Regions from separate parts of the Homo sapiens genome. Here region 2 is linked to region 1. Evidence: read pairs that join two places in POLR2A ChIA-PET (ENCODE). Cell type or tissue: Caco-2. All regions are shown on one strand. Links, peaks and the distances in the headings refer to the core of each region. The heading gives the core; the rest is flanking DNA. Region 1 holds the start of RPL14 (ribosomal protein L14). Region 2 overlaps ENTPD3 (ectonucleoside triphosphate diphosphohydrolase 3).

Evidence for each region. Peaks named below come from ENCODE experiments on the same cell type or tissue, not always from the same donor. Only the 100,000 strongest peaks of a DNase experiment are listed, where the experiment ranks them.
Region 2: POLR2A ChIA-PET joins it to region 1 with 5 read pairs; 8 of 35 experiments call an interaction of 5 or more read pairs at or near these places.

What each region holds. Positions count from the first base shown.
Region 1 is chr3:40,456,139-40,459,049 of GRCh38, forward strand. It overlaps RPL14 (ribosomal protein L14), which reads left to right and starts at 1,201. Exons shown (of 6, transcript NM_001034996.3): 1 at 1,201-1,336; 2 at 1,752-1,853; 3 at 2,504-2,598. The coding sequence starts at 1,334. RefSeq lists an enhancer at 1,000-1,294 and silencers at 1,437-1,486, 2,700-2,911. In Caco-2, for the core only: no CTCF peak of the experiment used is centred there; a DNase peak (open chromatin) is centred at 1,153; H3K4me3 peaks cover 2,200 bases.
Region 2 is chr3:40,391,420-40,394,330 of GRCh38, forward strand. ENTPD3 (ectonucleoside triphosphate diphosphohydrolase 3) reads left to right here. Exons shown (of 11, transcript NM_001248.4): 3 at 604-731. ENTPD3-AS1 (ENTPD3, EIF1B and MYRIP antisense RNA 1) reads right to left here. Exons shown (of 4, transcript NR_040100.1): 4 at 1-1,150. Among named protein-coding and RNA genes, the nearest start is that of ENTPD3, 5.7 kb to the left of the region's middle. In Caco-2, for the core only: no CTCF peak of the experiment used is centred there; no DNase peak of the experiment used is centred there.

The DNA.
Region 1 (2,911 bases), core at 85-2,584:
GAGCCTGGAAAAACAATTTTTTTTCCCATTTGCTCCAAGGAACATAGGAGCAACAACTTATAAATTTGAATAAGGACTGAAGGTTAGATAATAGTACTATTGCAATATCAATTTCCTGATTTTGATAAGTGTACTGATGACATAAGAGAATCTCTCTGTTGTTAGGAAATACACATTTTAAGAACGTATAGATAGGCTGGGCATGGTGGCTCACGCCGGTAATCCCAACACTTTGGAAGGCCGAGACGAGAGGATCGTCTTCACTCAGAAGTTAGAGGCTGCAGGGAACCATGATCGCGCCACTGCACTCCAGCCTGAGCGACTGAGGGAGACCCTGTCTCTATAAAAGAATGTAACGCCAGGCACGGCGGCTCACGCCTGTAATCCCAGCACTTTAGGAAGCTGAGGGAGGCAGATCACGAGGTCAGGAGTTCGAGACCAGCCTGGCCAACATAGTGAAACCCTGTCTCTACTAAAAATGCAAAAAAATTAGCCGGCCATGGTGGCGCGCGCCTGTAGTCCCGGCTACTTGGGAGGCTGAGGCTGGAGAATCACTTGAACCCGGGAGGCGGAGGTTGCGGTGAGCCAAGCCCCCGCCACTGCACTCCAACCTGGGCAACAGACCGAGACTCCGTCTTTAAAAAAAAAAAAATGTAGCGATAGAAGGACATCATGTCGGCAATTTCCTTTCAAATGATATAGCACATGCAAAACGTTAACATTTGTGGAATCTAGAAGGGTTTGTGGGAATTATTTGTACTAGTTTAGCAATATTTCTGTAACTGTGAATTACTTGAAAATGAAAGGTTAACAAAGTTACTGAGATTAGGAGAGAACGTGAGGAGCGAACAGACCTAGCCATGAATAACCAACAAATAAAACTCGAGGAAATAAAAAGGAACTCAAATGGCATGCGACCAACGGAAGACATAGCTTCTGTACTCTTAACCCTAAATTACTAAGCGATGACCCTCCTGCAGCTTTCTAATCCAAATCACCAAAAACAATCTCGCCGCCCAACTTTGCCAAAAAGCAACTTAACGCCAGCCGACTCCGCCATGTTTTCCCAGTGAGCTTGCGAGCGCGTGCGTACGCACGCACGCACGCACGCACCAACCAATCGGTGCTCACGTCGGTGACTCGTTACCGCAGGGGCGGTGCGTTCTTCTACACATGCGCAGGGTTGGGCGGGTCTTCTTCCTTCTCGCCTAACGCCGCCAACATGGTGAGTCTTACTGTTGCGGGCTCCGGGGCCGTCGACCATGCCGCTCGACCTCCACCTCCGCTGGGAAGCTGAGGCGCCAAACGGCTCCCAGAGGGTCCCGGGAAGCGCATGGTGAGGGTCCCCGGGCCGGCTGTGCAGCGGAATCGGGCCCTTCCCGGACTCGCGCCCTTCCCGGACTCGCCGCTGGCGAGCGCGTGGAGGGCCCGGCAGGCCTGGCGCGCCTTGGGCCACGCGTGCGCGCCTCCGCCGCTGGAGCTGGATGGCTGATGCGGCTCGTGGTCCGAGAGCCTTGTCCTGCCGTGTGGGCCTTGCGGACCTGGGAGCTGGCGGGCGTTGGGAACCGGGCTTAAGCTACTGAGGCGTTTGCTGATTTCGTCCATCCAGGTTGGCGCCTGGCTCTCGGGCGTTTGTTCCCTGCAGCATTCTTTTTCGCTGAATTTAACCATGTTGTCTTTAGCTGCAGAAGGTGACATATGTAGCGAGTATTTCTAAGTAAGTTTCACTGTCCTTTCTCCTCCAATTTTAGGTGTTCAGGCGCTTCGTGGAGGTTGGCCGGGTGGCCTATGTCTCCTTTGGACCTCATGCCGGAAAATTGGTCGCGATTGTAGATGTTATTGATCAGAACAGGGTAAGTGTCACAACTTTTTACTAAACATGGCAGTGGACATGTGCCCTGCAGATGGCAATAATGAATTGTCTCGATGGCTGTGTAAGATGAGGATGCTATGGGTAGTCGCTTTATTTTACCATTGAGGAAACAGGTAATGGTACGGGTTTTAAGCACAGCCTGAAGTTAGCTATTAGTATTGAATTTCAGTATTAGCCACTTAAGCTAGAGCCAGTTATAGGCTGAAACGTTGGTTAGTTTTAAATGAGTTACTATACGTAAAGTGAGTTTAGAACAGATCCAGCACGTAGAAAGCACTTTTGTATTTACTGCTGTGTATTTGAAACAAGCAAACTAAGGAGTTGACCACTGACTATAAATCAGCAGGGATCAGAGTCCTAAAGTTGCCTGTAAATTACATGTGGTTGGTTTCTATGGGGTACTATATAGTTTAAGAAGGAGCATTTAATGATGTGGAGAAATGTTTGTGTTGAGCAAAAGACATACATATATATAACCCAGATAGGACAATCCTTGTCTTTTCTGAGCAATTTATTAAAATAGTAGTGTGGGTTTGATGGCCCTGAACGGATAAGTAATGTTACAGAACCATCTGACCATTTTAATTGCTGTTAGATTTTGCACTGAAGTTCTTGATGTTTGTGTTCTAGGCTTTGGTCGATGGACCTTGCACTCAAGTGAGGAGACAGGCCATGCCTTTCAAGTGCATGCAGCTCACTGATTTCATCCTCAAGTTTCCGCACAGGTAACTGTCCACTAATCACTCCTCCCTCCCATCCCCAGATTTGTTTATGCTAGTAAAAGTTTGTTTTGGAGTAAACAATACGGAAGATTCAGAGCCATCCTGAAGAGGGATTTGCATCATAGAAGTAGACAGGGATTATTTACTTTTAAAATGTCTTGCCTGCGCGTGATAGCTCATGCCTGTAATCCCAGTACTTTGGGAGGCCACGGTGGGAGGGTCTCTTGAGCCCAAGTTTCAAGACCAGCATGGGCAACATGGCGAAAACCCCCATCTCTACAAAAAATAAAAAAAAAATTCGTTGGGCATGGTGGCA
Region 2 (2,911 bases), core at 236-2,735, 65 kb before region 1:
TAATCCCAGCACTTTGGGAGACCGAGACAGGCAGATCACTTGAGCCCAGGAGTTCGAGACCAGCCTGGCCAACATGGTGAAACCCTGTCTCTATTAAAAATACAAAAATTGGCTGCCGTGGTAGCAGGCACCTGTAATCTCAGCTATTCAGGAGGCAGAGGCAGAAGAATCGCTTGAACCTGGGAGTTGGAAGCTGCAGTGAGCCAAGATCACGGCACAGCACTCTAACCTGGGCGATAGAGTGAGACTCCATCTCAAAAAAAAAAAAAAAGAAAAGAAAAAGAAAAAAGTAAAACAAATGTTATTGTAATTCATCTCAGGGATAACCAAAATATCAGAAAACTAGACCATGCATACCCTCCCTGCAACACTGTTTTAGTACACAATTTGTGAGGAAGGGCAAATAGGTATTGTTTGTGCTTCCCCAAAACTGGGGAGAAGGGGAGCTTATTTGCTACTCCATCTTAGAAGTGTGGGTCTCGCTAACACCAGAGAAGGTGGTTTATGCACCTGATTATGGGGCCAGTCCATCAATTCTACAAAGAATACCAGTGCCTGGTTTTTACCTCCCCCTCAAGTGTCTTCTGGGTCTTCTCATTTTAGGCCTCAAGGCCCTCTACCGAACTCCAACCATCATTGCCTTGGTGGTCTTGCTTGTGAGTATTGTGGTACTTGTGAGTATCACTGTCATCCAGATCCACAAGCAAGAGGTCCTCCCTCCAGGACTGAAGGTAAGTGTGAAGGGACTGGCAACAAAGGGAAGAAATGAGCATAAAGGGGAAGAAATCAATTATTCCAAAACCATGAGTTAGAAGAGCAGAAAATCCTTTCCCCCCATCTCTGGCTGAAGCCAGGAGAAGTTAGTGTAAGACGCAAGGGAGAAGGTCTGGACATGCTGGGTTTGTGATATTTGAGGCTACAAATTGAGGGTAGTGACTGACACCTTCTCCAAGGACTGTGTAGTCTTGCTTTGACTTCTGACTTCAAAGCTAAAATTTGTAACCAAGAGTTGCAGATAGCTATCAAAGATTTACCAGTTCAGCCAGGTGCGGTGGCTCACGCCTGTAAGGCACTTTGGGAGGCTGAGGCAGGTGGATTGCTTGAGTCCACGAGTTCGAGACTAGCTTGGGCAACATGGTGAAACCCATCTCTATCAAAAAAAAAAAAAAAAAATTTACCGGTTAGTGCACTTTCCATTTTGACCAGTTTATCTGTTCTCCCAACCACACAACCCTGATAATGAGTAAAGACCGAGGCTGAGCACAGTGGCTCATGTCTGTAATTCCAGCACTTCGAGAGGCCGAGGAAGAAGGATTGCTTGAGCCCAGGAGTTCAAGACCAACCTGGGCAATATAGAGAGACTCCATCTCTACCAAAAAGAAATTTTTCCAAAAAAAGGAAAAAAGAAGTCAAGACCAGGAGACCCAGGCACCTCTTCTAGCCTAGGCTGAGTGAACAAAAAATCAAGAACTTGAGAAGGTCTCCTTGAGCTCTATTTGTGCTGCTACTCTTGAGTCTAGAACATGTGCTGTGTTCCTTCCAACACTTCCCTCAACAACACCCCCCCGGCAAAAAAAAAAAAAAAATTACTCAGGACCTTGTGCTTAGTCCCAGAGGCCCCTCTTAGTTCTCAACAAGTCCATCCCCAAATGATCTTTAGGCTCAGAATCATAATATATCCCCAGGCTTGGCTCTGAGGGTGCCCTTGGAGACAGGAGGTGATTCCATGAGAGGCTGACAAGGGAAAGATGAAGCAAGTTGATGAGTCCTTCAATCATTTTGGGTAGGGGTCAGCAAACATTTCTCATAAAGGGTCAAATAGTATATATTTTAGGCTTTGAGGTCCATTTATAGTCTCTGTTTTATAACTCTTCTTTGTTTTTTGACTCATTAAGAATGTACAAACCCTTCTTAGCTGTGCCATAGGGACCAGGTAATTCAGCCATGTTCTTTGAATCTCATTTAACATTTACACTTGACCTCACAAGTCTTTTCCATATCTTCCTGCTGTTAGTGACTATTCAAAGGTAATATTTGAAATACATAGACATTTTTAAAAGAAAAGAAACTAATATTGTTTTGGACTCTAAGGATGGGTTTGAGCTAACATTCTAAGGCAGCTTTTCTAAAAGATTAGAGTAAAATCTCCATTAGATAATATAATAGCATTTGGTTCCTTGATAGGATATTTTATTTAAGAATCTCAGCCCTCATGAATAATGTGAATTAAAAATTAAAAAAAAACCTTATGCAATCACCCAATAATGAGAAGAAAGCAAATTACCCAGTTGTCCAAAGATATTAGCTGAGGCCTAAAAGAAGGTGTTTTCCCAAGCTCCAGGCACTGCCTTCTACAAACTACTGTATATAAAATTGGGACTTTGGGAGGCCGAGGCGGGCGGATCACGAGGTCAGGAGATTGAGACCGTCCTGGCTAACGTGGTGAAACCCCATCTCTACTAAAAATACAAAAAATTAGCTGGGCGTGGTGGTGGGCGCCTGTAGTCCCAGCTAGCTACTCAGGAGGCTGAGGCAGGAGAATGGCGTGAACCCGGGAGGTGGAGGTTGCAGTGAGCTGAGATAGTGCCAACTGCATTCCAGCCTGGGCAACAGAGCGAGACTCTGTCTCAAAAAAAAAAAAAAAAAAAAAAAAAAGGAACTGCAACTAAGAGTAATATATTTTTTATTTTTTATTTTATTGTTATTATTTTGTGAGACGGAGTCGTGCTCCGTCACCTAGGCTGGAATGCAGTGGCATGATCTTGGCTCGCCCCAACCTCTGCCTCCACAGTTCAAGTGATTCTACTGCCTCAGCCTCCCAAGTAGCTAGGATCACAGGTGCCCACCACCATGCCCAGCTAATTTTTTCTTGCTGTATTTTTAGTACAGATAGGGTTTCACCGTGTTGACC